Regions from separate parts of the Homo sapiens genome. Here region 2 is linked to region 1. A link is an interaction called in ENCODE POLR2A ChIA-PET data of the cell type or tissue named here. Cell type or tissue: IMR-90. All regions are shown on one strand. Each heading gives the region's core, and the rest is flanking DNA. Links, peaks and the distances in the headings are about the cores only.

Region 1 (2,906 bases), core at 227-2,726:
AGGGGGTGGGAGGTAGGAGGTAGCGGGTAGTTTGACCTAATTACTTTGTTTCCACCGGACGCCTGTAATCGTAGCACTTTGGGAGGCCGAGGCGGGCAGATCACCTAAGGTCAGGAGTTCGCCACCAGCCTGGCCAACATGGCAAAACCCCATCTCTACTAAAAATACAAAAAAATTAGCTGGGTGTGGTGGCGGGCACCTGTAATCCAGCTACTCGGGAGGCTGAGCCAGGCAGGAGAATTGTTTGAACCCGGGAGGTGAAGGTTGCAGTGAACTGAGATCGCGCCACTACACTCCAGCCTGGGCGACAGAGGGAGACTCTGTCTCAAAATAATAATAATGATAATAACTTAATTACCTTGTTTCAAGACCCAAACACCTCTCTCGCCCTGTCAAACATCTATTCTCCTGCATACCTTTTTGGTATTAATTTCTGTAAGAGTTTATATAAATACTGTGTAGTTAAAGATAAGGGAATTGAGGTTGGAATTGCCCACAGGAACCTGTAAAATGACCTGAAAAGTAATAACTAACATTGAGTGTTTACTATATGCCAGGTACTGTTCTAAGTATTCTACATATATTAACTCATTTAATTCTTACAACCCAAGAGGTAGGGTGTGTTGTTATTTATCCCCATTTTACAGATGAGGAAACACGCACAGACAGTTTCTAAGTGCCTGGCCAAAGGTTACGCAGCTAGGAAGTGGCAATCTGACTGTGGCAGTAAGTCTATAGAATCTAAGTACACACAAACTTAAATCATTCTGTTGAGTTGATTGGAGGGTTTTCTTTTTTGTTCCTACTGTTTCTTTCTCCTGGGGAAGAGAAGGATTATGCCTTTCCCTACCCCCGTGAGAAGGACGGTTTGTCAAAGCACTTACTAGATAATAAAGTTGTTGATCAGCCTACCCCCAAGTGAAAAGGTGGAGGCTCCTTCCACTTATATTTATGTAAATGAGACTCTTCCTCTTGCCTGCCGTTTTTTTGCAAGCCCTAGATCAGGCGTGTACTCTGAAAATGCTGAGCACACCCCTCTGTGCACTTGTGGCAATGCCACATACAGGAATGCGCTGGCCTGAGGCCGCTATTTCCACACTGAATTTCTGGTATATTCACACCCCTTTAGGAGGAGATATGGAACAGGACATGGGTACTAGAGGACACACAAACGTGTGATGATTTGCTGGGTGTTGCTGTGTCCAACCCGCGGACTCTGCGGCCGGGCTAAATAAGCTCAATATGTGGCTCCTTTGGGTGTTCCCGAGCGTGACGCAATAACAAAACAATGGCGTCATCGTGAGGTCACTGCAGAACAGGGGGAAGGGGGTGGGGAAGGGCCCTCCTTCTACGGGCGGAGCCCTTTTTGCCCAGCTCTCAGAGCGGCCCCCTACCCGCCCCTCCCGCCGTCTCCCCTTCACCTAAGTTCCTCCAGAGCCGTCTCCCTGGGAATTAGCCCTCTCCTAACTCCGACCACAGAAAGCTCAGCTTTCAACCTAAGCTTTTGGAGTTTAGGCTGTAGTCCCTAAGAGAGTCTCTAGAAACCCTGCCCCTAGTTTTAAGTTTCGCCCAATGAAAAAACAAAAGGAGAGGGACAGAAGGCGGGTCGGTGACGTAATGCGGGTTGATTGGCATGCAGGCCTTGGACGTCCAGGATTAGCCACGCATTTCGCCAATCCAGAGGCAGGGGAGGGACGGTGCAGGCGCAGAGTATTGGGTTTGGCTGGCCTCGATTTAAAGAGACAGAAGCTGTCGGGGTCCTGGAAGACGGTCCCCAATACCCTCCCCCCAAGTCCTTGGGACCACTTGGGTCCCCAGAGCTGGGGAGATGGTTTGTGGCGGCTTTGCCTGCTCCAAGAATGCGCTTTGCGCTCTCAACGTGGTCTACATGGTGAGGTTTTGGAGGTGGGGGAAGCTTCAAGGCGGAAAGGCCCCGTGGGGAGAATCTCTAGGGTACTTCCGGTGGGGAGAGGGGTGTATGGGGGTTCCGGGAAGATTCCCAGGAACTTCCGGCGACGAGGGAATTCCTGGGGACTTCCGTGGGAGAGAGGAGACTTCCGGTTGATTAAGGGGGTTTGTCTGAGGGTGGGGGAATGAACTGAAGGCCGTGGGCGTAAGTTCCATACCTCCTTCCTGTGAACCTCAGTTTCTTCCAAACTGGAAGTGATAGGATGATCCTGAGGGTTCATCTTTTGCATTCATACTACCATCCCTGCCACCCCCTCCCCGCCATCCTAGCCATTCTAACCTTTGGGAGTGCCTAGGGATGCTCCCGGTGCGGATAGCACCATCCCCAGCTCCCATTCACACACTATTCCATTATTCCTTCCCCCTGCCCCGCTCCCAAGTCCTCTTGTATGGCCTTGGGCTGTGCCGCATGCTAGAATTGTTGAGATGTATCCTGCTCTTTCTTCGTAGCTGGTGAGCTTGTTGCTCATTGGAGTGGCTGCTTGGGGCAAGGGCCTGGGTCTGGTGTCCAGCATCCACATCATCGGCGGAGTCATTGCTGTGGGAGTCTTCCTTCTCCTTATTGCAGTGGCTGGACTGGTGGGTGCTGTCAACCACCACCAAGTCCTGCTGTTCTTTGTATCCTGACCTGAAGTGATGGGGGCAACCGGGGGCTTGGGAGGGCTGTCATCTAAGGAAGATGTTAGAAGGGTAGGGGACCTCAGGGATCTTGGACACGTCTCCTTGCCCTGCCCTGTCCCATAATCTACGAAACAAGAGCTGATTTTATTGCTTTCAATTTGACATGGTGGTGTAAGTTCTATGAACAGATGAGACCAGACAGTTATTATAGATGAAACATAAAGGAATCTAGGACTTTTTTCCATAACCTTTCCTCTCAGTACATGATCATCCTTGGTTTGGTCTTCATCTTCCAATTTGTAATCTCTTGCTCATGT
Region 2 (2,906 bases), core at 167-2,666, 140 kb before region 1:
TGTTAGATGTGAGACAGTCTTGCTGTCTTCCACTGTGCCCTCCTACTCAGTGCCCTGGACCTAGGAGGTCCCCGTGAGGCCCAGCCTTTCCATCCCTGTGATCCCAAGGCACACGTGAAAATCAGATATGAGCTAGGAAAAAAAAAAGCAAATCAGATATGAGAGGAAGGAATTGCATATTATTTCCTTGATGAACACAAATACTGTGCTGACATCTTGGCAGAGGTAAATTCTGTGGAGGTGGTGGCTTAGGGGAAGGGAGGCACAATAGGAAGGGATCTGACCAACCCAACAGAGCCAGGAGCATCACTCTGTAAAAACAGGAGTAGTCAAGGCCTATAGGTGTCTTCCTGCTGGACAAAGAGTAATGTGCAATTCTGGCTGCAGAGGGGTGAAGAAGCTGCACAGAAGAGTGATGGAAAATGGAACAAGTTAGACAGTGGCAGAAACATTAGGAGTATTTTCAGGTGAAGGGAAGGCTGAAAGATAGATTATTCTGTCTTCACATTTTTGCTGAGTTGTCTGGAGTGTAGGGACCAGCTAACTTCCATCACTTCTGAGAATCCATTTGTTGCTGAATGGAGACTTGAGGGATTGAGACAGCAGAAAAAATCTCTTAACACATAAGGATTATGCTCTGAAACAGGCTCTTGCTGCCGAGGCCGTATAATCTCTCCTTCTGTGGAAAGCTGTCAGCCTGTTGCTGCCCCGTTCGCATTAGCTGGGGGTGCTCAGACAGAGACTAGCCTGGATGACCCTCCTCTGGCATCTGGGCCTTAGGATGCCTGGCTGCTCACTGCCCACTCTGCTTCACCTTCCTCCCAGGCTGAACACCCAAACCCAGGAGTTCGGTATCCTGGCACCACACGGGTGGCCTACCTCCCGGACTGCCCTGAGGGCAACAAGGTGCTGACCCTGTTCCGCAAGGCGTTTGACCAGCGTCTCACCTTCACTATCGGCACGTCCATGACCACAGGGAGACCGAATGTCATCACCTGGAACGACATCCACCACAAGACCAGCTGCACAGGGGGACCCCAGCTGTGCGACCCCTCTTCATTTCCTTTCCCTTGGCTCCTCCCCTTTGTTCCATTTCCACTGAGGGACCCACCAACCCCTCGCTCACGGAGCCTCCTAACTGGAGAGAACCACTTCCAAACTGTTCAGCCATCTCAGTTTCTCCTACATTCAACCTGGTCCTGGTGTGCCCAGCTTAGCCTACAAAAATAAGCAGAACTGGGCTAAATTATCTTGGATTTGGAGGTGTCCTCCCTTAGGGGAGGTGGGGAGGTGTCTGAGCCACCTAGAATGAGGGTGAGCATGGGGATAATAGCAAGTTCAAACAGCTAACAACCCTCACCCTCATTTCTCTTTGCTCCCAGGTTTGGGTACCCAGACCCCACCTACCTGACCCGGGTGCAAGAGGAGCTGAGAGCGAAGGGTATCACAGATGACTGAAGGACATCGCCTTTGCCAAGGCCCCTGCTGTCTGCCTCTACTAGGACCCAGCAGAAGCCTCTTTCTCCTCTCTGCCCCCTGCCCCCCACACCACACCTGTAGGGGACCTGTCTGACTGGGAAGGGAGTTCCGAGAGGGAGGGGGCAATCCCTTCCCCCATCCCCCACTGGCCAAGTGTTTCAATGCAGTGTGAGCCACTCCCTTCTGGCAGAGGCCGACCTCCAAGGCTCTGTTCTCCCCTCCCCGTGTACATATACTCCCGGTTTCCCTGCCCCTCCATTGCCCTTGGCTTTTTCTGGTATGTGCTGTGCTCCACGACCAAGCCGAGAAAGGACCTAGGGTGGGGAAGGGAGGGTCTCTTGATTCCTAACCGCCCCCACATACTGCTCCACCGCTGAACTTCGGGTGCCGGGGAGGAGAAATTGGGCTGATGTGAGCTCCCCGTCACCCGCCATGGAGCCGGCTGTGTGTGTTCATCAGATACAGTTCTCCCTTAACCTTGTCCTTTCTCTCCTGTGTCTCAGTCTCCGTCAGTCTGTCTTTCTCCGCTCTTCTCTGACCCCTGTGAGGAACCTCCTTACCCTGTTCTGGAATCGCTGCCAGACTGTAGCTTTTAATTTAATAAAAATAAAGTAAAATATGCAACTCTTTATGCCACACCCGTTCTTTTCCAGGGACTGGGTGGGGGTGGGGTGGGGAGAGGGACCTGCTGGAAAGGGGAGAGGGGATGATGGGGTGATCCCTGCGTGCACTCCCAGTCCCTCTGCCTCCTGAGGACCTGGGGAAACGGGATGCACCAGCGGGCTCTGTAGTAACACTGAGAAACCCTGGGTCACTTCGATGTTGGAATTAGTATTAAGAGGGTGTTTTTTTGTTGTTCAACTATGGTTGTAGAGAAAACAACCCTAGCCACTCTGCGAAGTTTGGCTGGGGTGGGAGTGGGGGCGGAGCCGGGCAGGGGGCGGATTCCGCAGCAGCAACTCCCCGGACGCGCGCAGGCCTCAAAGCCCCCCAGCTTCAGTGCCCCCTCGACCCTGAAACTTGGAGCAGGGTGGGGGTTCAGTATGAAGCCCCCGGACCGCCCCGCCCCTGGCCGCACTGACCGGATACTGGGGGTCATGGGGGGCATGCTGCGCGCATGCGCCCTCCCTGGGCAGGAGGGGGTAAGAATGGGGGCTCGCGGTGGGGTCGGGGGTCTTTCGGGGCCTTCAGGAGGGCTGCACCCACAACTCAACTTATCCGAAAACGAGTTCTGCGGGGCAGTCGCAGGAATACATGAATTCTATTACGAGGGCCATAGCCCCGTTCTGGGCGAGCCTTTTATAACAATGTGGGTTTTGACAGGTAGGAGAAGGGGAAGGGGGAGGTCAGGGCTGCCTAGGAGGGCAGGTTCCTTACAGTGGTTCTGTCCCCGCAGCCCCCAAGGAGAAGCCCTCTAGGGTTGGTGG

The links. Peaks named below come from ENCODE experiments on the same cell type or tissue, not always from the same donor. Only the 100,000 strongest peaks of a DNase experiment are listed, where the experiment ranks them.
Region 2: POLR2A ChIA-PET joins it to region 1 with 15 read pairs; 7 of 35 experiments call an interaction of 5 or more read pairs at or near these places.

The regions. Positions count from the first base shown.
Region 1 is chr12:57,743,327-57,746,232 of GRCh38, forward strand. It overlaps TSPAN31 (tetraspanin 31), which reads left to right and starts at 1,713. Exons shown (of 6, transcript NM_005981.5): 1 at 1,713-1,891; 2 at 2,419-2,586; 3 at 2,850-2,906. The coding sequence starts at 1,829. RefSeq lists an enhancer at 2,444-2,523. In IMR-90, for the core only: no CTCF peak of the experiment used is centred there; DNase peaks (open chromatin) are centred at 1,315, 1,615 and 2,035; H3K4me3 peaks cover 1,718 bases; H3K27ac peaks cover 1,572 bases.
Region 2 is chr12:57,607,695-57,610,600 of GRCh38, forward strand. DTX3 (deltex E3 ubiquitin ligase 3) reads left to right here. Exons shown (of 7, transcript NM_178502.4): 6 at 826-1,043; 7 at 1,383-2,108. The coding sequence ends at 1,458. It also overlaps a transcript of ARHGEF25 not described here. Among named protein-coding and RNA genes, the nearest start is that of ARHGEF25, 2.3 kb to the right of the region's middle. In IMR-90, for the core only: no CTCF peak of the experiment used is centred there; no DNase peak of the experiment used is centred there.